Regions from separate parts of the Mus musculus genome. Here region 2 is linked to region 1. A link is a loop called in an ENCODE intact Hi-C map of the cell type or tissue named here. Cell type or tissue: heart. All regions are shown on one strand. Links, peaks and the distances in the headings refer to the core of each region. The heading gives the core; the rest is flanking DNA.

Region 1 (14,829 bases), core at 3,164-11,163:
TGTGCGCATTGCGAAAGAGAGTCCAGATAAGGGAAGCAAACCTGAAGATTTGGGTTTGAACGTTGTAAATGATCCAAGGAGTGTGCTGGTGGTAACTCGAGCAGTGTCTGAAGCTCCAGATTTCTGCCAGTTACTCCCATGGAGGGAGAAAATTGGAAACCTGGCCCAGGAGTCTGGAGGCATCCTGGTAGGAAAGGAATCGTCTTCCTGAGAACTAGGGAATGTTTGTCCCTTTCCGCATCTACCTACTTCCTGAGCAGTTCCCTGCAGGTGGAGGCTCTATTCCGTTTGAACAGTTGTAGTGACACAGGGCTGACCGACACACTCCTGTTGACTTCCCCCTCCTGGGTGTCATCTGTGCCTCCTCCCCCCCCCCCTCGTCCTTGTAGGTGTGCATGGATCCCATGGTTTTCAAACTACCCTGTTTTCTTTTTCTCTTCCATGTAATTGCCATTTAACGGCGTGGTCTCTCAGTGTGTCTGGGCAATTTTATTTTTGGTCTGACTTTCTTCCTCTCCTCCTTGTCTTACTGGACATGGTGTCTGTCACTAAATGCATTTATCTTAACGTCACTCAAGACACGATAGCTATGACACTGCAAGCAGCAGGCTAAGTCTATTCTTTTTTGCCAACTTCTTCTGAAACTGGGGTGGCTTTGCAGCTATGACGGGTACCGGGTTTCTGTCACTGAGAGGGGAGGAAGGAGGCACTCTGACCAGTGTTTAGGAAACGACCAACTTACATGGAGTCCATCTTCTAGCTGTTATATGTGTTGTATTTTCTACTCACTTCCAGTCGGTCAGTTTCCAGTTTTTGTTAGCCTTGACAAGGGTTCAGGGTTCCTGAGTGTTTTAATGGCGACAGCGATCTCCTTTGTAAAGCACTTGTATGCCAAATCTTCTGTGAAAAGGTTTGTTGCTGATGTACTGATATTAAAAGCTTGGTTCCTGTTAAGCCACGGCAAGCCTTTGTCCGCGGTCATTGTGTTGAACTTCGTTTCTCCATGTTGACCTCTAACGCCCTAATCTTGCTGGAGCCCACGGTGTCCACTCTGCCACTGCAAAACCTGGCTTCTGAATGACATCCACTTCAAAAAATAGGTTTTTTAAAAAATAGGTCTTGATGATTTTGAAATCTTTTTTTGTTGTTGTTGTTTTGAGCAGGGTCTCATATGGCCCAGGCTGGCCTTCAACTGCTACTCCTCCCCCCACCTCAAGGTTCTGGGATTATAACTATGCACCATCATACCCGCACCCCCTTTGGAATCAGGGTCTCACTATATAGCCCTGGATGGCCCCAAACTCAAACTCACAATTATCTCCTGCCTGTTGGTATCCTCCCCTCCCCTCCCCTCCCCTCCCCTCCCCTCCCCTCCCCTCCCCTCCCCTCCCCTCCCCTCCCCTCCCCTCCCCTTCCCTCTTCTTCCCCTCTCCCTCCTCCTCCCCTCTCCCTCTCCCTCTCTCTCTCTCTCTCTCTCTCTCTGTCTCACCATATCAGTCTGCTGTCGGTACAGTCCTGTGAGGGGCATTTGGGGATTGCTGGTGCTGTTTTAGAAATGAGGAAAGGAGCCTGGTTGTGTTATAGTTTATGACATAAGTTATAGCTTATGACAAAGTGGACCCTGAGTAGGTGTCTGTCTGGTCAGCAGCCTCATGCTTCAGTGCATGAGTTCCAGGGACATTGTCTGGCGGTAACTTTCCTGAAAGTAAATGCTTATGTGTTTTGCTGAGCTACCTATAAGGAAAAGAACCCTAAGTTATTTTAAGATTATTTATGTCTCAAGTTTTTTGTTGTTTTTGTTTGTTTGTTTGTTTTGTTTTGAGACAGGGTTTCTCTGGGTGACCATAGCTGTCCTGGAACTCACTTTGTAGACCAAGCTGGCCTTAAACTCAGAGATCCGCCTGCTTCTGCCTCCCAAGTGCTGGGATTAAAGGCTTGCGCCACCACTGCCTGGCTCTAAGTCCCAAAGTTAAGGAACAGACACTGGGTTATTTAATTTTCAAGCAGGCACAGTGTCTTTTGCGTGTGCTGAGAAAAAAGTAGACTAACTCAGACAAGGCTCCTCAGAAAATGAAAGTAGATTTTGTTTTCTATTTACCCGTGGGGAGGTCTTGGCCAGAAGAGTCACATGTTGTGGCTGTGAATTGGATCTCTGTCAAGGACTGATGTACAGCTGAGGGATAGGCTGGTGCCCAGCATCCCTGATGCCCTCTGGACTGCAGCACTGGGAATCCTCAAACTGTCATGAGTCTAAAACCCCAAAACTGTAAAACGGCACGGAAGCAAGTAAAGCCGGGAAGTGGGGTGTCAGTTATGGGTACTTTTCCTGGAAGTGAGGGGACTCGGTTAGCAGTTCTGATGGTCATACCGTATGATGACCAGGTAGTTATTTGTGAAAAATGACCATTTGTTTGCGGACAGGGAGCTCACAAGAGAGACATAGGCAAGAGAATGGTATAGAAGGATCCCAGGGTTTTCATGCTGTGTTGCAGTGGCATGGAAAGCCCACTAGGTGGTGCCAGGACTTGGCTTACCAGCCACTGTGGGATGTTTGCAGCTCGTTTCCTACCGCCTTTTGAGTGTGGCTCCATCGTAGTTATGTCCTTAGTTTTGGTTCCTGAGCCCTTACTGTTATTATTTATCATGTTTCAGTATCTGGCCACATGCCGTGGCAGTCGGCTCTCCTGCAGATAGTGTGCTTCAGGGTTTTGTGCCCTCCTCTTTCCTTTGTAATGAGATTCGTAGTCCGGGCTGGCCTCGAGCTCTTAAGTGTATAGCCAAGGATGGCCTAGAGCTTATGGCCCTCCTGCCTTCACCTGGATGCCAGGATTCCTAGCTGCACCACCTTTTTACCGTGCTTCGGGTCAGTGCTAGGCCTGGGACCCAGAGCATCTGCTGGGGTTCTGTGACCCGAGTGTGAACACCAGCTTACCTTCTCATCCCTTTGCTTCGATGGTCTCACGTCCTCGTGCACAGCTCACCCCTGGGAGCGAGATCTCGAACCTGTGAGCAGTGTGGTTTCATAAGCCCTGCTCTGCCCTGACCAACCAACCACTTTCCGTATGTTCAAAGGCATTGTTGTAGATCCTGTGGCAGGGTCTTCCCTGAAGTCCTGTAGCTGGCTGTGGTAATGTGTGACAGACAGACCATGGAATTCTGGGCTATGTGCAATGCAGATAGGAGTTTGTAAAAATCAGGGAAAACCTCTTTTTTGGCTTGCATCTCGCTGCCTTATTTGGGCTTCTGACAGGGAATCTCATCTACAGCTAGAACTGTCTGACAGGAGAGTAACCGACTGACGGCAGCAAAGGCCTGCTCTGGGCACTTCGAGCATGCCCAGTTGGGTCTTGTCATTTTATCGGGGGCCATTAAGCAAATGGACATCCCGCTTTTGTTTTTTAGACAACAGATGGAGGCTTTTAAGCATATTGGAAGGACATTTGAAGAGGCTTCTTAATCCTGTTATTTCATTAATACGGCCAACCTACAGAGCGGCTTGTTTCTCTGCCTCTGCCTTCCTCATTGTGTGGCTACTTTCCTAAAGTGTCTGATTTGACGGCATAATTTAGAAGTTCAATGTTTGGTAATCCAGGAGCATTTGGAACTAAACAAAAGCAGTTGCATGTGAGCGACGATCGAGGTCATCTAGAAAGTTCTGTTGCTACTGTGTCTGGCTGCAGCTTCAAGGGCTGTCTGTTGTTTCTTGGGGCGTTTGGGCTGTTTTTACTGTAAGAGCTGGGAGTGCTGAAGCCAGCAGTTCTGACTTCTATGTTTAGAGCGTTAGGAGTTCTGATTAGCCAATGAGGAGGAAATGACAGTCCCCTTTCCCACTGGAAGTTCAGTGCTTGCTTGTGGCACCCCTTTGTCCTCCGTCCTGTGGACATACTGTGACCCCTGCCCTTTGGGGTAACATTATGGTTTTTTGTCGTTATTTTGCTCCTTTTGAGACGGAGTTTCTTTGTGTAGCCCTGGCTATCCTGGCCACCCTGTAGACCAGGCTGGCCTTGAACTCAGAGATCCACCTGCTTTTTCCTCCAGGGTCCTGGGATTAAAGCCTGGAGCCACCGCTTACAGAGGTAACAGTATTTTAAAGACTGGTTAGAACTGGTCAGTACTTACGAGTTGTTTGAATGTCTTTCCTTTTCCTTGGCAGTTGGTTGAATGCTACACTGAGGCCTTTCACAGGCCGTTTCCTGTATGGCATCTACAGAGGTGTGGGAGCAAAACCTGGGAAGTGTCGGCACAGCCCAGTGCGCTAATCGGACTCCTCTGTTTTTAGGTGATTGGTGAGGACAACGTGGCCGTCCCCTCGCACCTTTACAAGGTGATCCTGGCTCGCAGAAGCCCGGAATCTACGGAGCCGCTGGCGCTGGGGGCCTTTGTGGTGCCAAATAAAGCCATTGGGTTCCAGTCCCAGTTATCCGAGTTCCAGGTGAGCCTCCATGACCTGGAGAAGATGTCAGGTCTGGTGTTTTTCCCCCGTCTGGATAGAAGCAGGGACATCCGGAATATTTGCTCTGTGGACACCTGCAAGCTCCTGGGTTTCCAGGAATTCACTCTGTACCTGAGCACGAGGAAGATTGATGGAGCCCGGTCTGTGGCCAGACTGGAGAAGGTTCTGGAAGCTTTGAAGAGCTCAGGGGTGGAACCTGACGATTACTTCCTGAGTCGCTATGAGAAAAAGCTGGAGGAACTGAAGGCTAAGGAGCAAAAGGACGCCCAGCTGGAAAAGCAGTCCTAGTGTCTGTCTCGGTGTGCACTGAGCACCTGTGACCAACAGGTTTATTTTCAAGAAATGATGGAATTCTGACCAAAATCCTCCAAAGACTCGGGGCTCAAAACTCAGTGTCGTCCTTCTCTGGGATCCGAGGTGGCTGAGATGGTTTTAAAACTCTGCTCTCACGTGCTCCTTCCCTCATGACCCTGAAGTCCTCCCATCTGTCTGTGTTGGAGAATCCAGTGACTGTTCTTCCTCTGTGCAAACCCTGCTGTCCCATCTTACCTGTGGGCAAGATGAGGCTCAGAGAACTCTGTATCTTTACCATTGGTATTCAACAGAAGTCATCCAGGGTGCCTCAGAGTCAAGACAGAGTTAGATGGATGTAACTCAGTCCGTACCTGCATCCACGGCTGTTTCTGGCACTACAGCCCTCCTGGTGAGAAGGGTGTGTCTCTTCTCGCATCATTTCTGTGGGAAAAAACAGTGGGTCTTGGAAAGATGGAGATGTTTTGTGGGTTTAACCAGAGACTGTGGTTCCCTCCAGGGATCACATGGTGCCAGATAAGTATGTTTCTTGCCTCATTGGGGCCTTTCTAAAGGAGCCCAAGAAAGGTGTTTGCCAAGAGTCGCCGGGTACCTCTGGTCCTGCTGTCTGCTGGACCAGCACACCACAGGTAGGTATAGCCTGGGCCCAAGGTCCGAACCAGCTCATTGCCTGGGGAAAGAGCAGCTGCTGTCTGTGCTGACCTCCAGACTGGTTTATACAGATCTTGAGCTGTCCTGAGTCCATGCGCACAGCCCAGAAGCTTCTGGGCAAAAGGACTCGTCTGAATCTGCCACTCTGCCACTGTCCTCCAAGCAATACGAGAGTGATCTTTGTGGCATTGTGTTTGCCTCCGATAGAAATGCATGACTTTACAATAAAGACAAGAAGGCTCTGGCTGACCCTCTTCTGCTCCTTCATTTGGAGAAAAAGAAACTGTCAGGTGTAGGACACAGTGACGGATTAGCTCCGTTCTGCGGTACCTTCCTCTTCCCCATTAACTTGTGCCAGTCCTTCTGAGGATAGAAAGCCAAAATGTCACCATGACCGAAAAAAAAATCTGTTACTTTCTCTCCTCAGAAAAGAGGTGATGGCGGGGCCTGAGTGTTTCTCCAGCAGCCCTGGGAAGGAGGCTGAGGCTCCTCCTGCCTGTGCCCCAGGTTCCCACCATGTGTTTATGCAGCCGAGCTCCTCCTCCTGTTGCCGTGCTCTCCTCTGCTGGCCTGGCTTGCTGCTGGCTTTGGAGTTGCTTCCCACACTCTCCCTACTCAGGAAGAATCTTGTCTGTATCAGAAAGTTTCTGTAGCCTGGGATTTTATTTCTTATGGCAGATGCTACCTGGCCATTGTAAGACAGAAATAAGAGCAAACCAAAAAGACAGCACGCCTGACTGCATATTTATTTATTTATTTATTGAATCTGTATTTCTTATGAGTGTTTTGCCTGTTTGCATCTGTGCATACCACACGAGTGCCTGTTGCCCACAGAGGTTAGAAGAGCTCATTGGATACCCTGGAAATGGAATCCCAGATGGTTCTGAGCCACCGTGTGAATGCTGGATTCTCTGCAGTTGAATCGGGGTTCTCTGCAAGAGCAGCCAGTGCTCTTGAGCCCCGATCTCAGATTTTATGTGTGAAATATCTATTGACATATAACACTGATCCTTGAATTGTCCTGTGAACATTTGCATTAAGAGGACCCAAAACAAACACTTAAAATGGCCCCTCAGTGTGACTGTCCGTTTTTCTGGATTGCAGTGCAGCAGATTCCTGGGCCATACTTGAGTATCAAATGTGTCAGAGGCAGACGTTGTAGCCAGTCAAACCTGAGTGGGGTCACTGTCTGTTCGTCACCTCAGTGGGCTCCCTCAGGTTCTTGGGCTGAGCCTTCTGGGCCATTCACCCTTCCAGTTCCTGGTCTGAAGAAATGACCAGGCTGGGTTGGCTCTGCTGTGGGAAGTCCCTGTCTCGGGGAGGGAGATTTAATTCTTAATCTTTCATCATTTCTAGTGATGTCTTCAAGTTCTTTGGTCTTTGGACTAAGGCTGTTGGCCAAAGCTGAATACAGCAAAAGCCTTACTGGAAGTTAGAGAGGTTAGGGAGAGGGATGCGAGCCCCTGAACTGCGCTGCCATTTCTGCTCTTACATCTTAACCAGCAGAGACCTCTACCCTTCTCTTCGGCCTTTGACGAGTGCCCAGCAGGAGAGGCAGTCTGCTCTTGAGGGAATGGCTTCCTGCAGAGCTGTGCTCAGTTTGCAGCCTGACACTGGCATGATCCTGTGTGCCTCCATGTCACCTGTGCGCCCTGCCTCATCTGAGAGGGTATTGTTGAGCTCACTCCGTTTGTGGCAGACTTCCTGTTAACGGCTTGTGAGGGGTAGGATGTGCCCTGCCAACTGCACCCACAGCCTGTGCACCTGTGAAAGCCCTGCAGTTCTTGGGAGAGGAGGCCTGACTGGTGGAAGTGGGTCAGTAGAAGCAGGCTTTGAAGGTTAACCCCCTCTCGCTTCGGGCCTGTGTGCTTTGCTTTCTGTCTGCCGCCATAGAAACATATAAACCTCTGGAGACTGCTGTTCCTGTTGCCCTGCCTCCCATACCATAGTGGACTGGAATCCCAGCGCTGTCGGATCAAATAAATCCTTCCCGAAGTTGCTTCTGACCGGTGATTGGCCACAGTGACAAGTAATACGTGGGTCCCCCTGAGCACGCGTGCCCTGTCCTGGTGGAGCTGATGAGGCTGGCCTCACACTGGGCATGGCTGTCCTGCACAAAGCCTCACATTTAGAAATTGGTCAGCCTACGGGAGGAGGCCAAGCAGGGGGCTTTGCCCTTTGCCGTGAACATCATTGGGGACAATGCAATCTGTCATGGCCATTGCCAGTGTGGGGTTAGGCTTGCTCTGGTCTGAGAGCTGAGTTCCTCTAGGGGTCAGTGTGGTCTCATCTCCACAAGCGTCAGCTAGGCTGGGCGGCCACAGCCTCGCAGTCAGGCTAGAGCCTGTGGCTTGGCAGGAGACCCAGGTTATCTGCCAGGCAGGTTTCATGTTTTCACTGCATGGAAGCTAGTAGCTTCATTCCCTCAGCTTTATGTTCAGAAACGTCAAGCCTACAGAAGTGTTGTTGCGTGTAGTGATTCTCTTCCCCGCTGTTTTGTCTCGTTGGCGCTTTTCTACCCGAAACCTGTTAAAATTCATTTGTTGACCCACTACAAAAGTAAGTTGAGACGTGACAGGTCACTGGTTTTTTTTTTTTTTTTTTTTTTTTTTTTTTTTTTTTTAAGGCAGGGTTTTTCTGTGTATCCCTGACTGTCCTAGAACTCTGTAGACCAGGCCGGCCTCGAACTCAGAAATCTGCCTGCCTCTGCCTCCCAAGTGCTGGGATTAAAGGCATGCGCCACCACATCCAGCTGACAGGTCACTTTTCATGCTTGAACTTAATGCAGCCTATGAATAAGGACATTCTTCCATGTTTCCAAAATATGCTATCAAATCTAAAAAGAAAAATTACCAAAATTTCTTCCAGGTTTGGTACAAGTCTATAATCCCAGCACTTGGGAAGCAGAGGCAAATGGGCCATATAAGCCGGACTGTGTACCGAGATCCTGTTTGGAAAAAGAAAATTTGGAAGACCCTTTCACAGGGGTAGCCTAAGATCATCAGAAAACACAGAAATTGACAGGATGACACATAACAGCAATGTTACAGTCATGAAGTAGCAGCGAAACAATTTCATGGCCGAGGTCACCACACCACGAGGTACTGTGTGAACGGTCTCAGCACTGGGAAGGTTGGCAACCCCTGATCCGGAGCAGTGTATCATCTATTTGACTTAAAAAAAATATATATCCCTTACCTACTCCTTGAGGTTTTGGTTCTGGAGGTCTGTCATGAGGCCGGGGTCGACATTTTAACAAATTATTTTAAGTGTGTGGTTGTTTTGCTTCTGTGTGTCTGTGTACCATGTACATCCCTAGTGCCCAAGGAGGTTAGGAGGGACAGGTCTCCTGGGACTGGAGCTATATTGTGAGCGGCCATGTGGGTGCTGGGAACTGAACTTAGATTCTTTGTGACAGCAGCCAGTGCTCTTAACCACTGAGTCATCTCTCCAGTCCTCGTGTGTGTATGTGTGTGTGTGTGTGCGTGTATGTATGCATGTGTGTCAGTGCATGGGTGCGTATGCATGCACCTGTGTATAGCTGTGAGGACGTGCATGCCACCCTGTGAGTTGTGTAGATCAGAGGCTGACCTCGGGTGTCAGCCCTTGCCTTCTGCTTCGCTTGAGGCAGTCTCTTGTTGATTTTACCAGGCTAAGCACTGGGCGGCTTGAAAGTTTCTGGAGGTTCTGCTTTGTATTTTGCCTTAGGCATGCTGTGTACAGATGTGTTGCCACATCTGGTCTTCCGTGTGCTGAGGAATTGGCTCTTGGGTCTTGATACTTGTGCACCCACTGAGCAGCCTCGCCAGCCCCGGAATATGTCATTTAAAAAGAACACTGATTGTGATGAGCCCCGGCGGGGCTTCAGGCTGTTCCCTGACACCCTCGCCTTCCTGGCTGATACTAGCTTTTGCCTGAGGTCCTTTCAGGGCAGGAAGCTCACAAAGACGTGGGAGCAGCGGACTTTACACGCTTGTACAGGGCTCTTCCCAGTAAAGCAGTCAGGATGTGCCGCGTTGAGTCCAGGAAGTGGCTGGTCCCTGAAGCATAGTCCAGTTTTCTCACCGTATACTGTGGTACGAGTGGAACCCACTCCAACAAGCTGCTCCAGGTCTTTCAACTGACCCGCCGTCAAATCAGCAGCTCACCACACACCCACATGTCAGCGCGTGGATCACAAGAGGGAGTTTTATATACGCCAACTGTTCAGCTCCTTGGTACAATCTCTACCCACCTCAAAGGAGTTCACGTTTATGGTAGTCCAGTTTCATCTCGCCGACACTGCCAGGCTAGCTGTGCCTTTCAGCTTTGTGCTGCAGATTGAACAAACAGGCCTTCAGTGTGATTGTTTAAAAAAAGCAGTGGTGGAGACAAAAAGGGAGAGCCTGGCGGTACACAGTCCGTCCTACACGGCAGCCGGTATTGTACATGCGCCCATTTCATGTAAGTTCTTATTTGTTTCCGGGCAAGGTATCTCTCTGCAAGTTCAAGACCAGCCAGTGCCTGCTAACATAGAGAGACCCTATCTCAGTAACAATAATGAAACCAAATAAAAACCAATAATAAATTTATGTACACTATAGAAACGGGTCCCCAGGACAGTAGTGATTCACTCCAGGGTGGGACCTGTAGGCCTGTAGGATGTGGCTGGGTCAAGGCTTTGGAGATAGGGCATGAGGTGGGGACCCATCCCATCTTCCCGTGCTTCAGCAGGACAGCCTCATCTGCCGTCATCCCTGAGAATGAGGAGCCTCATACAGGAACAGAGAGAGGATTGGTTGAGGATGGAATACACAGTTTGCAGGTTGATGAGTTCTTAATAAGGGGTAGCTAGTTACCTGTCAGCTTGCAGGCGACAGGGGAAGACCAGTGAGGCGACGGGGGCAGTGTATGATGTCAAGCTGGGCACCAGGCAGAAGCAGCTCTGCGACCATAACACGTTGCTGCACACCGTATCACTGCTCAGCTCTCAGAGCCCCTTCCCAGGAGAGCCTCTTCTGGGTACCACTTAGGAGGTACTGTGGGGAAACGCAAATCTAGAGTGTTCTGGCTTTCCAGCCTGTGGTCTAATGCCTTCCCTCTGTCTCCCAAGGTTCTTCTCTATCTCATCTGGTTTCCGTTCAGTCCTTCTTGTGTCCACCCAGAGCCCCGCTAATGTGCTAGAGGCAGACACGTTAGCGTCAACTCCTTTCTGGGGTCCCCATCGAACCCTACAGATAATAACAGGTTACATGTTTTGGGGTTACCCAACAAGTCAGAGAAACAGAGTGAATTCTGTTGAGTCCTAGGGGTCCCAGTAAGGCTGGGGAGGGTCTGAGTACCGTAGATGACGGGCTTTGAGACCAGAATTGAGCGCTGCCAACCCCGTGGCCTGACTCTTGAGGTACATTCTTGCCCCCTTCCCCCCGTCCCCAAGCTGAAGGCTCTGCAGAGTTCCATCTCTGGCCTGAGAGAATCCTTCCTGGTGGGACGATGAGACCAAGGCAGTGAGTGTGTTGAGCAGGGACTCGACTGTGTGCAGGTGTGAAGCCCCACCTTCCCTTCTGCCCCCTGCCTGGATCCCAGCATGTGCCTGTCAGGCCGGATGAAATGTCCTGCCTCTGCGTCCTTTCTACCCAGATGTCCTCTAGAGCTGTGGGGACAGGGGCAATGGTGGGCATTGGCGGGCAGTGGCTCAGTTCCTGGACACAGCTGGTTCTTTGTTCACCACCAGACAGGACAGTGTTTTAGTTCCTTCCCACTGCTCACAAGACGACCCTGCTTTCCTCTGGCCATCAGTGCATGTGCCCTGAATCTGCCTTCCCCGCCCTCTCACCCCTTGCCTGCCACTGCCCTTTGATACCGTGAGGGAGACCTGCTTTAGACTGTGGGTGGAGATGGAGCACTGGCCATCTTGTCCCAGGGGAGCCAGCACAGCGTGATGTCACCTGCCTTCTTTCCCTGTGTGGGTCTAAAACTCAGGCCGACACACAGGAGGTGTGCGCCTCCCTCGCCCTGCAGAGCCTTTGAGTTGTAGGCTGGGGCTTGGACCCTTGCATGTCTGTCTGGTCTGGGGTCAGAACCTGGGCTCTGACTCTGGCTTCTTAGTGTGTTGTGATTTTACTCCTGTTCTCCTCCCTGTTAGGTAAAGAGGGGGGCCAGCCGGTCTCCAGGGTCCCTCCCGACTTGGAATCCTGTAGTTGTGCGGAGCAGAGCCTTGCCTGGAGAAAGCCTGCAGGGTTGGTTTGCAGAGGAGGCATGGTGATGCAGGTGGAGGCCGCAGGGGCAGAGTGGCTGAGGGCCTCTGAGGAGGTGTGAATGAGGGAGGCAGAGCAGGGCTGGTGTGGACAGCCCTGTCCCAACTCTATCTCCTGTCCCAGACACCCTCTCCACACCCCAGCCCTGATAAGCAGGTGTGAGCCATGGCCGCCTTGTGACAGGCCCTTCTGCAGGGAGGATGATGGCGGGGGTCCACTTCACATCTGAATTCACTTTAGCATCTTTCTTTCCTCTCATCCACCCCCCCCCCCCCAAGGAACTACACAGTCCCAACGGCACGGCTTTATTCCTGACCTCAGCCTTGGCTCTAAGATGTCCTTTTGGCTGCCTGGTGCCCAGTGAGGAGTACGTCTCTCCCAGGTCTCTGGCAAAGTGCCTAGGAGGGTAGTCACCCATCCCCCATCCCCAGGGATGGTTCCTGCAATGACCCCTGTTGCTGGGGCTGGCACATCCAGCGTTTCTTATCACCTCAATGACTGGTCCTCTTGTCTCCTCAGTCAGCTGCCAGCCATACAGCCACTCTGTCTGGGTCTGCATTTTCCTCTAAGGTCCTAGCCATTGCCCAGAAGGCCATTTCACAGGCCTGGGAGGTGGCTCGGCCGGTAACGGTATTTGCTGTCAAACCTGACAAGCTGAGTTCAATCTGCAGGATCCACATGGTAGGAGAGAACAAACCCTCACAAGTTCCTCACATATGATATGGTGCGTGTGCGCACACGCGTGTGCACAAACACACACACACACACACACACCATAATAATATTTCAAAAGGTCAAGGCCCCTTGTTGGTAGGTTCATGAGAATGGAATGGGCAGAGAAGTCTTGGTGAAAGAAATGGATGTTCGGAGCTCTCGAAAAGACAAATTATTGCTAAGCCAGAAGCCACGGAAAACCCTCAGGACTTAGGGTCTCTCCAGGTCCTCGTTCCCCTGCACTCTAAACCCTCCAGGCTTAGGGCCCTAAGCTGAAAGTCTACCTTCTAAAATCCTCAGGCCTGAAGATTATCTCCATCTTTCAGACTGCAAACATTCTGTACCAGACAGCTGCGTGTGTGTGCGTGTGCAAGAGAGGGAGAGAGAGAGAGAGGGGGAGTGAGTTAGTTGCTCTGTAGGCTTGTCTGTATTTCCACACTCAGCTTCCTGCACAGCTCAAGAGACAGGGCAGTTTCCTGGCTAAGAGCACAGACTCAAGTCAGACAGGCTGACTTGGTGTCACATCCTAACTTTGTCATTTTAGCAGATAGGAAAGCTCGGGCAAGCAGCTTAATCACATTGTGCCTCCATTCCACCCCCTGTAAACCAAAGCTCCTGATTCTAATGAGAGCCAGCTCCATTAAACCAGGACACCATGCAATACCGAGTGGAACTCAAATAGTGCCCTTAGCGAGCACCATGCGACTGGTGGCCACTAATGGTTTAGTAAATCTTATTCTAATGTCATGACAAAGTCAAGGAAACACTGGGGGAATTCCCACAAGCCTTTTATGCAGGCCACCACCATCTGTTTTATTCTGAGTTTATCATTCTGTCCCCATACATAGTCTCTTCATTGTACGTCTGTATATAACACTGTATGTAATATAATGCATTTTTCTGAATTCTCTAAGTTGAAGACAATCATGGTTTCTGTCACCTTCTAAATTCTCCATTATCTCTTGGTAAAGGTCTACTCGTATAAAGCCGCAGTGCAGGGATCTAACATGGATCCGACGCCGCTCTCTAGACCACGGCTCTTACCTAATCGGGGCACTGGGTCTTTTCTCTTCTGTGTCTGTCACTTGTGACCTCTGGGGCACCCATTGCACTTAATTGTCACAGACCTTTAACTTCCTTCAATCTGGAAGAGATCAGCACCTGTTCTTTGTGTGTCTTGAACTTGACATTTGGAGAGCGCAGGACAGCAGTTTTGTAGACTGCCCCCTGCTCGGATGGAAATTTGGTGTTGTCTGGTAGTCTTAGGCTCTGCATTTTGGGCAAGACTGTTTGCTGCACAGGTGATGTTGGGCATCCCTGATTCTAGGCAGCTCGCAGGATCCTTTTCTACTCTTTGGAAATTCGACCATTGGTTGCCTGGTTTCAGCAGAATCTGCCAAGTGCACCTTTTTCTTTGTTCTGAACACATAATTATGGGGAACTATGGGGACCTTCTGCTCCTTACCGACTTTCCCCATAGGTTTTTACCCTATTTTAAGTTCCCAGTTGGCTCATTCAAATAGCTCCCGTGTCCTTTGACATCTCTCATCATTCTTCGGGCACTTCATGTTCTAGCACAACATGATGTTCCAGGCACATTGGGTAATTTTTTTTTTCTGCTCTAACTCTGAATTAGCCATTTCACAGGAGTCCTGGTTCTTTTTAGTGGACAATGACACTAGAAACCAAGATTTAGATGCTGATATGCTGGTTGACACTGGTGTGTCTCTGCTTCTATTTGATGTTTCAGTGTGCTTGTCCGATAAGCACTCAGAGGTGGGAAACTGCTATAGAAAATGTAGCTTAAGTAAGGGAGTCAAAATGGGATGGCCTGTGTGAGGCTCCAGCCCTTCCTGCTTCCTTCTCTTCCCTCTTCCTTCCCTCCTCTCCCCTCCCTCAACCCCTTCCCTCCAATCCCTTCCCCTTCTCCTTCCTCTCCCCTCCCCTCCCCTCCCCTCCCCTCCCCTCCCCTCCCCTCCCCTCCCCTCCCCTCCCCTTCCCCTTCCCCTTCCCCTTCCCTTCTCTTTCCTTTCCCTCTTCATGACCTCACCTCCCCTTTCTTAGTCAAGCATTCCTTTGGGCATTCCAGTGTAGAAACCTCTGAGGCCGTTTCCCCAGCTACTCGCGCGCTATCAGAGGCAGACAACTATGCGACCTTTCTGTGTGAAGAGCCAAAGGCAAAGATAATTCTTGAGAAAGTTTGTGCTTAGGACAATCTGGTGACAAGGTGATGGGGAAGACGCATTTGGAAGGTTTCCACCTGGAAGTGATCCTTTCTTCTGCAGGAAAGCACTCAGACCTAAGCCCGCACGCACGGCCATTGGCTTTGGGCATCCATGGGGGGGTCTGCTCGCCATGTGGGCCTCAGGAGTCTGAGAATCAGCTAGCAGGGTTTAAATGCTGGCATCTCGCTAATATCACAGGTGGCAGGGACAGTGGAGGTCAGAAATGACAATCTATTGA
Region 2 (14,829 bases), core at 2,587-10,586, 53 kb after region 1:
TTGTGCCTGTAAGCCAGATGGGAATTTTCTAGAGGGTCTCACTGCTCCTCCTTGGCTGTCCTCCACCGTGAGTCCTCCATGCTTACTCCAGGGAGTCCTCCCTAGCTGCCTCTCCTCCACGTGTCCTCACCACTCAAGAGTCCTCCCTTCCATTCCCACTCTGTTTCTACCTCGTGCTCATCTTTGACCTCTCAAACTGGTAGAATCTGGTTTCTCCAAGTAGAGTAGAAGATCCTGAGGCCAGACACAGAGGGCTTGGAAAAGACCATCGAATAAACAAAAGGTTAAAGTCACATCTGCCTGAGTTCACACACCAGACCTGGGGCTTTTGAATGTTGGGGGTGAGTGATGGGTGTGTCCATAGAAGCTGATGCACTCACAGAACGTGACGACGTGTGAACCACACGGCTCAGCCTGTGACCCTCACGGAAGGCACAGGTAGTGCAGAGCCGCCATGCCCAGTCAGTCATGGCTGTGGTTTAATGGCCTGGCAGCATGTCTGATGCAGGGGCCGGTGGATGAGCACCAACGCGGGAGGATGGAGACCCAGAGGAAATAATTTCCCTTTCATGGAATAAGGCACTGGGCCGGGCACAGGGCAGGGGTCAGCCCCTCTGCTCCGGCCTGCGTAGCCGCTGTGCATGTTGGATTTCTGAGCCTGCTCTGCTCCAAGGGGCCTGGGGAGCACATCAAGAGAGGTGCGCCCCACTTTCTGACCAGGTGCGCTAGCTGGAGGTGTCTCCTTCCTGCTCCGGCCCTCCTTTCTTCTTGTAGCCCTCCCTGCCCGTCCCCCGCATCCCCAGGAGGTACCAGCGCTCCGCTGCTGAGCAGGATCATGAAGATGATGAAAGTCTCGAACCAGCTGTGCTCCACTATGCGGTAGCAGGTCTTGCGCAGTCTCCACCAGACCTTCCCTGGGGCCTGCGTCGTGTCCACCATGCAGCAAGGACAACGTCGGACGCAGCCTGTGGGGGGGGGGGGGGGAGGGCGACAGGCCCGTGAACACTTCGGTCTGACGGCAGAAGGCCGCCTGTCTGAGGGGATGACCGAAAGGTTGGGGCGATGGGGTACATGGTATGGTGACAGAGTGGGGAGATCTGTGGGCGCTCTCTGCAAAGCCACACACTCAGCAAACACTCTGTGAGGATGCTGGCTGGACTGAGCAGGGGGCAGGGCTGGGGATGGCATGGGTGCCAGCCTGTTCCCCTTAGGAAATGAACTCTGGAAACACTCATCTCCCATGATCTACCCCCTTGGGAATGGTGGATCCCTACGTGACCACCAACACTGCAGCGGCCTGTGATGGAGAACCACAGTTACTGTCCAAATGTGCCCATTCACAAAGGTGCGATGTCAGTCACCAACATGGCCATATACCAGACACTTGGGTAGACAGGGAAAGACTCCATGTGCAGGACATGGTGGACCTGGGTTAAACTAGCTCACACGTGCCTGCCATACCACAAGCACGGGGCTATCGTCCCTCAGGGATACTGTCCAGCCCTGCACCATGGGCAGACCCACTATGACCCACATCACAGGGGAATGGTAAAGGGAAGCAGACTCCAGCTCAGGGTGAGCACGGCCCGGGTGCTGGGGAACTCTTGGGTCTCCTGTCCCCTCTGGGTGTGGCCGAGAGCTGCCCGGTACCTTCAGTGAAGCAGTCCTCTGGGTCCTTGACGTCCTCCCCGAGGTCTGGGATTTGCTCCAGGAGGTCTGCGGTGTTGGTCATGTCAGCGGTGCTACCCTCGGAGTAACTGTCCTCGGGAGTCTGTGGGGGAGGGGAGGGGAGGGATGGTGTGGGCTGAGGACCAGCCTCCAGCTCCAGCCTAGCATCTGGGGTAAGCCTAGGTTGAGTGCAGATGGCTCCCTCTTTGCACACCCGTGACTCTGAGGTGGAGGTGTCTCAATGTCTGCCACAGAGCCACTCAGGGAGGGTGGAGTGGAGTCTGGGATTCAGGACTCCTGGGTCTGTGGTTCTGGCGTGTGGGGTTTAGGGCTGGGGTGTGCCGGAGTGAGGGATTTTTGAGAACTCAGAGGAAGGAACACATCTAGCTTGGACAAGACAGACAAAATGGCGGGGACTAGGGAATCACCCATTAGTACCCAGACACATTATCCAGAACAGAATCAAAACCAAGACGCGGGCACACAGCAGCAGGTCAGACATACAGAGAACATGCCAGCAGCAGAACATGCATCCCGCTCACCTCACACACGCTACAACTGGGGCAGAGAAAGTGCTGGAACCTTCCCTCCCTGGCCCTAGACCTTGAGAACTTGCTTGGTTCCCAGGGAGGTCCCAGGTCAGTGGTTTCCAACCTTTTGGGTTGCAACCCCCTCGGCAAATCTCTATTGCCCACAAAATTCACATTAGGATCGATAACAGTAGCAAAATTATAGTTACAGAGTAACAACGAAATGATTTTTCTGGTGTGTGGGGGGGTCACCACTACATGAGAAACTGAATCAAAGGGTGGCAAAATTATAGTTACAGAGTAACAACGAAATGATTTTCTGGTGTGTGTGTGGGGGTCACCACCACATGAGAAACTGTATCAAAGGGTCGAAGCCTCAGGAAGGGTGAGGACCTCTGCTGTAGGAAGGACATATGACGGCCTGTGAGTGTCTGTGCCTTGTGGCTGAGGGCAATGTCACATGCCTGTGAGTAGGTAGAACACCCTGTCCCGCCACCGTGAAACCTGAGGCTTAGCCGGCCCCTCCTCCAGCTTAGCCAGTGGACTGGCCCTTGGGTAGTCACCTCAGCCTTAATGTGGGACAGCGCAGGGGGTCCAGTTTGATGCTCTGTAGCTCCCCACTAGCACACGCTGAAGTCAAACCTGCTCTTGGCCTTGGTCTAGCTCCTTTCTTCTCCAAATATGCTTCTCTTGTGTCCTTCCTGGCCTCTCTAGGGTGCACTGCCTCTACAAGTCATTTACACAGAAGTCCCCGTCCCTACCTCTGTTTCTGGGGAACAGAACTTAATGACAGAAGAGTCAGGAGAGCCTCCATAAAGAAAGGACCCCTCATCCCCCACCGACTTGCTTCTACCCTGTCTCACTCTCCTCTCAGCTGGCTGCCCGCGGCCAGCCTAGGCTCTTGATTGAATGCTGGAGCCTGGCTCTGGTCCCTGCTGCCTTCTTTCCCCTTCCTGGGATGAATCCCCATGCCCACATCTGTACCTCCTGTTACTTGTCACTTCTGAGGTTTGTGGTCTCAGCGACTAAGTCTCAGGGGAGGGGACAGCCTGCTTGGAGTGGCCAGAGGGGTAGGGCTCCGTCTCCTGGCCCATGCGCTGGCTATCCAGCTGGGGTTTTGCAGGCTCAGAGCTGAGCATGGCCCAGAGGGTGGTCATGGAGTTCTCAGGATCCTACTGCAGGAGGGAGGAAGCTCCTTTCCTCTCCCTCCCTGTTCCTTTCTGTCAGAAACAGGAATTCACTGCAGCTGCTGTTGACCTTGAACTTCTGATCTTCCGGCCTCTACTTCCCAAGCACTGGGATTACAACTGTAGGCCGATACTCCCAGTTTATGCAGTGCTAGGGGTGCACTATGCAAGCCCTCTACCAACCCAGCTACAGGCCCAGCCTGGAAGAAGTCCTTTCCTCGGGAACACCACGGCATTTTTCTCGCCTCCTCTCCCCAGACCACAAACACCTGAAGGGAAGAAGCCACAAAGCTCACACTCTCTCCTGAGGCTTAGGATCCCGGGTCCTCCTAACCCAAGTCAAGTGTTAGGCCATCTAGGGAGAAGGCCAACCCCCATGGTGAGGACAGTCACCAGGGCCTCATGCTCCAAGATCAGTCACGACGGTGGAGCATCCTGGGGCCTGTCTTACACTAGGACCAAAGTCCCAAGCACTGGGCTGAGGACGGAGGTCACCCGGCACTCTCTGAGCACATGACTTCCTTTCCACATGCTTGAAGCAAGTGAGGCTGAACAGCGCAGTTGGTTAGCCCTTGGCTTGGAGGCTCTGCGGAGGAAGCCAGGCAGGTCACACATGCAATCGGGCAGGCTGGGGAATGGCTACCTCCTGTCTACAGTAGGGTAGTACCACTCTCAAGTTTTCAAGAGAAACAAAAAGTGTGGATTTTTTTTTTTTAAACACAAAAGCTCCCAAGTGTGTGGCAGTTAATTCAAAGTAAAGTCTTTTTGTGGCCACGGTAATTCCTGATAACAGGCTGAGATGCCCCATCCCCTCTTTGTAATCTTTGCAGGGAACACAGGGAGGAGGCATCAGTTGACAGATGTGGGGAGGTCTGTTCTGAAGATCATCCAAGCCCTCTTTGGACACGGAAAGTCACAGGACAAACGCTTGCCGATCAGCACAAGAACACAAGGGCAAAGCGTGAGAAGGGTGAACACGTGGATGGACTGGCTTAGTCGGGCCTCAGAGTCCTGAGCTGGGATGGACACCATCTCTCCCTGTCAGGACATTGGCTTCCCACCCTCTTCTCTGCAACCATCTCCATGCTGCCCGTGACACACTTGCTCTGGTTTCCCTTGGTAAACGTAGCCAGTGCTGCGGCCCCTCACAGCCTGACCCTGGCCCCAGCAGCAGACCCCACTGTTACCTCACCGCACCCCGGGGCCCGGGGCTCCGCTTCCCGCTCTTGCTGCCAGTCTGCCTGAGACGTACTGGCCTCGGCTTCAGAGGATGTGGTCTCTGACACCTGGCTCCAGGCCCTGGGCTCCTGGGGGGGCTCGTGGCCACCAGACACAACTTGGGATTCCTGCTGAAAAGACCCCATGAGCAGAGCCCAGACACCCGGGCAGGGGGTCTCCAGGGCCCTAGTCTTGTGGGCTGCAGCCCCTGCCCACTGCTTCCTGGCCTCTTCATGAACCTCCACCTACTAAAGGTCCCATCCTCTGCTGACTTGGGTCAGTAAGTGAGAGGTTCCTGGTAAGTATGGGCAAAGGACCCGTAGCCAAAGCTCAGCATATTTAAGACTCCCTGAAAGGGAGCAGCTGGCCCTCGATACCCATCTTATGATTGCTATCAACTCTCCTCAGGAGGATGCTCTGACTTCTCAAAGTCTGAAGATACTGCAGTTAGCCTGGACCGATTCACACACACACACACACACACACACACACACACACACACACACACACACACACACACACACACACACAAACACACACACACACACGAGCACACACACGCCCACGCTCACGCTCAAGCATACTCATGCACACACGTGCACCCGCACAAGTGCACAGGCATGTTTGTTCTGGTCCCAGGGGACGAGGAAGAGAAGGAACAGCCAGAAACCAATTCTCATCTCCTGTGCAGGAGACACCGGAAGCTGTGGTCCTATAATCCCAGCCCTCCCTCCCTCAACCGCCCCTACAACAAGGCCAACTGAGGCAGGAGAAAGCAGAACCCCGGAGCTGGGCCCAGCTACTGCTAGCTAAGGAAGCAGTCAGGAAGGGCCACCAACATGGAGGGGACCTGGTTACGCCTGACCGAGGGACCTCAGGAGCTATACGGAGCCCAGCTCAGGTCAAGGGAAACCTGAGGGACAGACACCCTGCCTTAGCCAGACCCTGGTCCTAAGTGTTAAAAGTAACAGGTTGAGAGATAAGATAGTGGTGTCTCCGACACCTCCATCTCAGGGATACTTATTTTTAAATCTCAGAATTAGCCTCAGTCATGGGAGGAGGGGAGGAGAGGGTGGCAAGGACACCAAACTGTAGCCCTCTCTCTCCCGGACATCTGTCTCTGCTGGTCCTGGTGCTGGACAATGTGCAGAGCTGGGGGTGGGGGTGGAAGTATTCATCAAGAATACTGAGCTATGCCTCATGTTCCCTGGCTGTAAGGTCAGCCAGGGATGAATACTAACTAACGGCATAAACGGACAAGCTGGAGTTGGCACCTTCTGAGGGGCCAGCTGCCGTGGGGCTTCCTCTCTCCCCGTGTCATTGCTGAGGTAGTCTGGGTGAGGCTAGGAGCTGCTCTCTGGACTCCATACAAGCAGGTGGCTGTCCCGTCAGGACGGGTGGGGAGATGGCTGACCTGTTTGCTGGACTCTTCCTCCTCCGTGCCAAGGCTGTTCTCCTCATCCTCTTCCTGGTCATCAGTGTCTGACTCAGCCACTGCGATGGGAACACACACAGGCTCGGTATCCCCAGGGGTGCCCTGGCCCGGCCGCTTGTCTTCCTCGAACCGTGTTTCCTTGCGGGCTGGGGGCGCCTTCTCCACCTCTGGGGGTGGTGGGGACCTGGGAGCGGCGATACAGCTGGGCAGCTGGCTGTGGGTGGCAAGAGCCGCGGGCTTCTTAGGTCGCCGCCGCAGGAGCCCGCAGCAGAAGTCCCAGGTGGTCCGCTTGACAAAGCGAAGGCCCCTTTGGATGCGAGCCAGGGCCAGCTGGAGGTTGTTCATCTCCCCATCCTCGTCAGGGGCTGTGAGGTTGTCTGCGCTGAAGGAGCTGAGCAGCAAGGCCAAGAAGAGATTCAGGACCTGTTGAGGCAACGGGTCAAGTTCACCCAGGCACTGCCAGGCTCTGGAGGGGAAACTGAGGACCTAAGACTCAATACTCCTGATGACAAACAGCTCAGAAGCACAGAGCCCAGGACGCTGGGCTCCACCCACCCCTCTCCTTCTCTTCCGTAAGGAAGTTTCATCTACAAAAGAAAAAAACGAATTAAAATTCTTTTTGCGAAAGGCTCAGTCAGGCAGCCAGAGTGCAGATTCAGGTCCCTTGTATTTCAGCTCAGGGCCATGGGGAGAGCTCTGTTCATCCAGAGGGCTACAATGAGGGGCTTGCCTGGGGTTACACAGGGAGATGGGGACGAGCCTTAACCAGACAGCAGCAGCCTCTACACCCAGCCCCTCTGAAGAATGAGGTAGCGGGCACAGCAGGGGAGGGTGGCCCCAGGGCTCCCTCCTGGAAAGTGGGGGAGTTAGAGACAAGGCAGAAGGTCCTCAAGAGAAACCACTCCCAACTTAAAGAGCTTTGAAAGGGTTGGGTAAGAAGGAGGCATTAGCTCTGGCTCCCCACAGAGGCGCGCTACCTGTTGAGCATCCGTGGCTGCTGGCAGAGCATTCTGCCTGTGTTAAAATGGTCTTGGCACCCTTCCACGTGAGGGTCACAGGAAAACAAGCAGAGAAGGGACAGCGCAGCAGGAAAGGAGATGGGGAACGGGAATGCCTCAGACTGACTGTGGGGTGTGACACACCTGGATGGACGTCCTGGGACCAGTGTATTGACTGGCCCCATGGAGGGTAATGAAGATGGCAGTAGGCCTGTAAGCATTCCCTGGCACCAGGCGCCTCCTGTTAGTCCCCAGGAAAGAGTCCAGCTGAAGGGACCCTGTGGTCAGGTGGCCACACGAATCTCTGAACCGTTGCCCCTATCTCTTTCAAGCCCCTCAGGGATGCACCCCACTGCAGGGAAACCATAACTGCCAGGAAACCGAGGGTGAGCATTCTGGTGAAGGTGGTGGTGACAGTGAGGACCAGGCCTCAGGAAGAAGCCATCGATTATAAAGTAACATGCATTCCCACAGCCAGCCAAGGCTAAAGGTGCTTCTGTGACAGCTCTACAGAGAAGTGACCACTTCTGACACCTGGTCACCCTTTTCACGTCCTTACCAGGATTCAGTATTAATCAAAACTGCTGTCAGAGCTGACCTCCAGCTTGGCCCCTGGCTTCTGTCTTCCGGATCTAAACACAAACTGCATGTTCATGCATTTCCTCCTTGTGGCCCACATCTCTCAGCCATTCCTGGCCCCACAAATCCTGACTTTGAAGGGAGTCCTAGGTCTAAGCTTCAGGCAAGGCAGGAGGCCTTGTCCACCCACTCGGGACCCGAGGTCCTCCGTCTCCAGCTTCCGAAATCTGGTTTCTTCCAGGGCTTCCCCGTCAATCATGTGTGGCTCCCAGCCTTGCCTGGTCCCTTCCCGTTTCAGCAGCGAGCTCGCTTCCACCCACGCGGCTGGCCCCAGCAGCGGCCCAGTTCCCGAGGCGGCAGCGTGGGCTGGCAGTAGCGTCCCTCCTCCAGAGCCTCTAATCTTCTTGTCCCCAGGCAGATCCGCTCAGAAATGGCAGGACTCTGCGTGAGGGGCGGCTCAGCCTGGCATCGGTCTGGGCGCCCGGCGCATTTTGCTTTTTCTTTCTTTTCGGAACAGAAAAGAGTCTGGCAGCCCTTGGGGACCAGGGAGGGGATTAAGTGAGGCTCAACCCCAAGAAGCAGCTTTTGAGGGGACAAAGAGGGATGATGGGACCTCGAGCTTTATGTCTGGGGACTGAGAAGGGGATTAATCTGCTGGGCCCTGTCCTGCCCTGGCCTGGCCGAGGCACCTGGATACTGAAGACATATCCAGTAGGGGGAATGGCTCTGCAGCCCATAATTATGGTTCCACAACAGGCTGGAAAGTGGATCCAAACACCCCCAAAATGTGCCTATGTGCTGGTAAGACATTGTGCTGCCCAGAAGGGACATGGCAGTCACAGGGGGGCCAGACTGAGCAAGTGTCGCGTGTTGGTCACCAAATAGATTTATCCAGCAAGGTGGTTCCCACTCTGAGCTAATAACTAACTTTAGCCTTGTCTCTTCTGAGCTGGAAGCCATCTTTAACCTCCCTAGCTGGGGAGAAATGGCTCTCACGGATTCTTCCTTGGGACACTGACCAGTTATTTCTTTTTGAGAGTTGTTTCCCTACATCTCTCAAGTTGGTTGAGTGCCACGAATGTTTGGGCTGGGCCATGTTTCCCTCTGTAAGCCCACCAACCACCACCATAATGTTTGGCCTGCAAGAAATGCTTAACAAGACTTGTTGCTCTGGGTAGAAAACCATGTAGTAATTTACTGGTAATGGAAGACAAGTTAATAAGCAAGTGAATGAATCAAAAACAAGTGAGTAACGTTTTCGGGTGTAGGTGGTGTGCAGATGAATTAACGAGCAAAATGCAACAATGAAGAGTGACCAAGTCAATGTGAACGGCTAAGTGACCGTTGCTGGATGGATCAATGAATGAATGGGAGTAGTGAATGAGGGGTGTATGAGTAGGCCGAATATGGGATGAATGGAAAAGGAATAAGTATGGATGTGGTGGAGGAATGAGTGGAGGGTAGAGAGAGGCGAGAGATGAGTGTGGGATGAATGGGTAGGTGGGTCTATGAGCAGGCATGAATGAGTGTGTGTGAATGGGAAGTTGGCAGACAGATGACTGAATGAGTGGATTGGCAGACAGATGAATGGATGGACAGATAAATGGATGGATGATAGATGGACACATGAATGGATGGATAAATGGATGGATGGATGGATGGATGGATGGATGGATAGATGGATGGATGCATGAATGGATGGATGGACAGATGGATGGATGGACAGATGCATGAATGGATGGATGGATAAGAGGGTAGATGGCTACACAGGTGAACATACTGATGCATAGACAGACGAAAGTGAGTTGTGAATTGATATGCTCATGATAATTGCATAGATGGATGGCTAAGTGTGCGCACAGGCACGAGAATGGATAGTTGAGTAGAAAGGAAAAAAATGGGCAAATGAGCAAGCAGAAGAGTGAAGGGGTAGATGGATCAGAGGCTTATGGGAAGGTGAATGGTTTAAGGGACACTAAGTGACTAGCCAGAGAGAAGGAAATGGGGGTAAATGGATGATGGGATGGATGGGGGTCAGGGTGCATCCTGAGACGCTTGGTTGACTCACCACAAGGTTGCCAATGACCATGACCAGCAGGAAGACCAGCAAGCACAGCGACTGCCCAGACACCTCCATGCAGTCCCACATGGTCTCGATCCACTCTCCACAGAGGATGCGGAAGATGATGAGGAAGGCGTGGAAGAAGTCCATCATGTGCCAGCGGGGCAGCAGGCCAGAGTCGCTGATTCGGTGCCTCAGCTCTGAGTAGTTCTTGCCGAAGAGCTGCATACCCACCACGGCGAAGATGAAGACGATGATGGCCAGCACCAGGGTCAGGTTCCCCAGGGCACCAACAGAGTTCCCGATGATCTTGATGAGTGTGTTCAGGGTGGGCCATGATTTGGCCAGCTTGAAGACCCGCAGCTGAGGAAGGAGGGAGAGAAGGCACCTTTGTGGTGGATCTGGGTTGCTGTTTCTCACAGACACTTTTATTTCCCCAGCTCTTGCCTGAAAGCCATGGAAGGTCTGTTCCCCTAACGCACACTCCGACTAGTTTCTCTGAGGGAATTCCTGCTGATTTCTGGTACAGTCTGAGGGAAGCCTGCTGGGCTCCAGTCGGAGCCCACCTCTCCATTTCCAGGAGCTTCTTAGCGGATTCTCCGGCCTGGTTCTTCCTTCCTCTCTTGGAACTGTTCCCACCAGACACTTTAGGCCAGCTAGAGCCATCTGACTCACCCAATCAGCGGCATCTTTCTTCTCAGTAAGCACAGAGAAAAATGGCGGATTCTTTGTATTTATTGGGCACCCAGGCTGTCCTAGGCCTGTGCTTAGGAGGAACTGGCTTAATGTGATTTTCTGATAACCACATAAGGTTGGCATGGCTACTGCCCTCTTTTTAGTCCTCAAAGGAAAAGTGAGTTCTGTAAGGCCCTTGGCTCACAGGAGTGGGACCAAGATTAGAGCTTAGACCCAGGCTTTCCCTGCTGCTCCCACGGAAACTGCCACACTCCTCCTCTAGGAAGCTGTCCCTGATCGCACCACCAGTCCCACCTGGACCTCAGGTATTCCGAGCTCCAAATGTGATCCACCAAGCAGATTCAGCGACATCTGAGACCCACTGAGTCTGGGTACTCTAAGCACTCCCAAGTTTACAAAATACAACGTCCCGAGTGAGCCACCCACAGACCTGGCTGTGCCTATTAACCTATGGCTCTGGAGGACTGTGTCTCCTGAGTGCTGTCTCTCATCTGTGAGCCGGAGACCCCACTCCTGGTTCCTGCTGGGACTAAGGAGGTACATGACAGGTCACGAAACTGTCAGCTGATTCCCCCCCGAGGAGTGTGTCCACCTCCCCCTGACATCCTCACACTGGGCGGGCCCCCAGGAGCCGTTAACAATGTCTTGACATCATCAGGATGTGACAGAGCAGAGCAAGGGTATCTGGACAGTGGATGTAGAGAGGTGTTCCAACCCCTGCCCCGCCCCGCCCCGCCCCGCCTCGCCCCTCCCACAGTGGGTCCAGGCAGATACCAGACGGAAGGAACGCAGCACAGACAGGTTGCCCATGCGAGACAGGCCCAGCTCCATGAGGCTGAGGATGACGATGATGCTGTCGAAGATATTCCAGCCCTGCTGGAAGTAGTAGTATGGGTCAAGGGCGATGATCTTGAAGGTCATCTCTGCCGTGAAGATTCCCGTGAAGACCTGAAGAGAGAGCAGGAATCAGCGGGTCCTGAACACCCTGGCCTGGCCAGCAAGTTCCCTCCTTCCTGACTCTTGTCATGCCAGTGTCTTTCCCGAGGCCTCTTGGTGACTGGTCAGGCTCATCAACTCAGAAACAACCCGTATTCATCACGGCCTCTGCAGACATGCGGGTCTAACAGCTAGGAGCAGCTGGGACAGCTACAGCATCCTTACAACACACTCCAGAGCTCCTGGCCTTTGCTTCTGCCTCTCTCCAGGTTTCCTTTCTCCTCAGAAAGCACCCTTCCCCGTGAGCCATCTCCCCAGCCCATGTGTATTTAAAACGCATCTAAAATCCGGATGAGGAAAGTCTCACTGTCCCCATTTCATAGGTAAGGAAAGTGAGGCACCGAGAGCTGAACTGGTGTCTAGGGTCACACAGTTAGAATGCTCAAGAGCCTGTTGAAGGACATAGTCACAGGTTGGTTTGACACGTGGACTACAGCCCACATGTGGCTGAGGCCTAACATGAGAAGTACACTTAAAAGTTGAAATAAATATATATATTTTTAAAAAATTCCTAGCTCTTCAGTGTGTGCTTCCTAGATGACCGTATCATGCTGCAATGTCCAAGGCTGGACATGCTCTCCCAGAGACATTCCTGAGGGAAGGAACAGAGTTTGGTTTTCTAGGTTTGCTGACTTGTGGAGCTTGAAATGCAGCAGGCCGTGGTGTTGGCTGGCAGCCATGACACAACCCAAGGCCCTGACCGGCATGATCCCCAGAGGAGGGTATGTCTGCTGAAGCTGGAGCTGGTAACTTGGCCATGGAAGGAGGCACTCGGGAGCTTCTGGAAGGGGGGAGGTGGTAGGTAGCACATCCTGGGAACTGTACCATGCTTGCAGCAGGCATGGAAACACGGGGGTTGAAGGTATGCCAGCGGGATCAGCGTCCAGCAGGGAGGTGAGCTGGCCTGGGCACCCTCGGGAACTTTGCCAGAGCAGAGACCACATGGCCTTTCGTCTCTGTTCAGATGGGGCTCTGGGGAAGCAGGCTGTGGGAGGATTTGCCACACATGCTCCGTGCAGACCCATGCTCACTGATGAGAAAGAACTGTTTCTCAGAGGAGACCTCAAGATCCTCCAGACTCCACCCAAATAGACGGCGAGCATACAAGCCTTTTCCCATAGTTTCTCCATGTCACAGACCCCATCTCCTCAAGTCTCCTCATCCATCTGCTCCACCCACAAGACTCACTGCCTTTATCAGGTCTGTTCAAAAGCACAGAGTCCATGTGCTTCCTGATCCATCTACCAGGCCCTTCAAGCACGTTCCTCAGCCCCCCTCACAGCAGCTGTAGAATCTGGGCACCTGTATGTATCCATCTGTATGAGTCTTCTCTCTCGGGAATAAGCAGCAGTTAGATTCTGACCTGCAGGCTACCCTGCCCCTCCCCCATCTGGTACCACTGTGCTCATTTCCATGCCTCATGGAAGCTTTAGGTGCCCAGCCTGAGTGTTTACTCATCTGTACTCAGACCCTAGTTAAGCACTCAGCATCCCTGAGAGTCCGTAAGAGAGGACATTGGCTACTCCTTCAGGATACAGGCGTGGACTTCCCTAGAACCTGCTGGGCATGTGAGAGTGAGTAGGTTTCTAAGGCCTATCAGATGGGCTCGTGGGTGTGATTCCTCAGTTCAGGGGGCAGTGCTCAGCAAAGGCTCTTGTTCTCCACCGTAGCAAAGCTCCCAGCTGTTGGTGTGCACAGAAACACAGAATACCAACCAGATGTGTGGCACAGAGAGAGCTCTGAGGCCCTGTGGTCTTAGGCCAGCTTCTCCATCTATCTGAGCCTCGAGTTGGCTTCCTACCTCCCACTAGTCCTCAGCATATCAGTGCGAATGGGGACTTCTCAGTAAGTGGGAGGCTTTTGGGAAACCTCAGACAGCAGAGCTTGGAGTTTGAGAGATGACTCTACCGTTAAAAGCACAGATTGCTCTTCCAGAGTATCCAGTTCAATTCCCAGCACCCACATGGCAGTTGTAATACCAGGTTAGGGGGGGGTCTGATGCCCTCTTGTGGCCTCCTTGGGCACTGCACACACGTGGTACACATACAGTCATACAGACAAAACACTCATACACACACAACCAATAAAGAATATTTTTTACAGGGCTGGAGAGATGGCTCAGTGGTTAAGAGCACTGGCTGCTCTTCCAGAGATCCCGAGTTCAATTCCCAGCAACCACAGGGTGGCTCACAACCATCCGTAACCGTGTCCTATGCCCTCTTGTGGTGTGTCTGAAGACAACTACAGTGTACTCACACATATTAAAATAAATCTTTAAAAAGCAACAACAACAAAAGTTTTTTTTTTTTTTTTACAAGAGGGGGATCCTTTTGAGACAAAGTTTCACGGAGTCCAGACAGGACTCAACTTGGCTCTTCTTGACCTCAGCATTTATCTTTCATGAGACCACATGATGCACAGTGTAAGCCCAAGTTTAATGGGTGACACTGTGACTCCTTTCCATGCTAATTAAATCCAGCTCACAGCTAGCTTCCTTTTCTTTTCTAGTATTATTATTAGCATCTGTGGCATATCCTACCGCAGAGATGTGCCATACTATTGTAACTAATTCTCTATGGTAGACAGTCTTCTCTAGAAAGACTGTCATAATAAGTACCATTTTGCAGACATATTGTTCAATTTGGAACGGTGTCAGTGACCATTGGTGGGGCTTCTGATGTGGTTAACTGGTCCTCAGAGACAGGTTTTAACCAACTCCATGAGCAGCATGTGACAACTGTCTCCCTCCAATGCTAATCCTGTGTTTCTGCCCCTCACACGCAGCTGTTTAATCAGCCATTCCTTTATCTCTGTGTATCTTCTTTTGCCAAACTGCTGTTCATGCTCATTGTGGATTGTCCTATTACAGAGATTGCTTATTTTTGAATTATATATAAATATACCTTTTAGATTAGGGATGCTCTCTCCCAGTCTGTTACGTGCACTGCTGTTATTCTCCGGACTTGTCATTTATTTTTAAGTTAAGAAATAATTTAAGAGCTGGGCATGATGGTGTCTGCCCATAATATCAGAACCAGGGGGTGGAGGCAGGAGGATCTGGTGTTCAAGGTCACTCTTAGCTTTATAGTGAGTTCAAGGCCAGCCCAGGTACCTGAGACCCTACCTCAAACAAAACAATACAATAAAGTGTTAACATCTTTTTCTTATTTGCTTCCAATGCCAGTTTTCTGTTTGTTTGTTTATTTGTTTGCTTTTGTTTTTAGAGACACAGTTTCTCTGTGTAGCCCTGGCTGTACTGAAACTTACTCTGTAGACCAGGCTGGCCTCTAACTCAGAGCTCCCCCTGCCTCTGTCTCCTGAGTGCTGGGATTAAAGTTGTGTGCCACTAAACCCCACCTAATGCTGTTTTATCCATTATCACAAGATAGCAGTAGTAGTAGAAGACTAAACCTATGTTTGCCATACACTACAGTGGGCACTATCTATCACATTTATAGAT

Evidence for each region. Peaks named below come from ENCODE experiments on the same cell type or tissue, not always from the same donor. Only the 100,000 strongest peaks of a DNase experiment are listed, where the experiment ranks them.
Region 2: it touches region 1 in a loop (2.2-fold over the local background); 6 of 42 quality-filtered maps call a loop at or near these places.

Annotation. Positions count from the first base shown.
Region 1 is chr9:119,458,097-119,472,925 of GRCm38, forward strand. Exog (endo/exonuclease (5'-3'), endonuclease G-like) reads left to right here. Exons shown (of 6, transcript NM_172456.4): 6 at 4,280-7,422. The coding sequence ends at 4,741. Among named protein-coding and RNA genes, the nearest start is that of Exog, 21 kb to the left of the region's middle. In heart, for the core only: a CTCF peak has its summit at 7,694; a DNase peak (open chromatin) is centred at 7,705; H3K27ac peaks cover 1,635 bases; H3K27me3 peaks cover 344 bases.
Region 2 is chr9:119,511,331-119,526,159 of GRCm38, forward strand. Scn5a (sodium channel, voltage-gated, type V, alpha) reads right to left here. Exons shown (of 27, transcript NM_001253860.1): 14 at 11,148-11,321; 15 at 9,684-10,040; 16 at 6,018-6,461; 17 at 4,573-4,734; 18 at 1,651-1,771; 19 at 811-965. Among named protein-coding and RNA genes, the nearest start is that of Scn5a, 44 kb to the right of the region's middle. In heart, for the core only: no CTCF peak of the experiment used is centred there; DNase peaks (open chromatin) are centred at 2,681, 4,321 and 5,711; H3K4me3 peaks cover 614 bases; H3K27ac peaks cover 4,267 bases; H3K27me3 peaks cover 1,648 bases.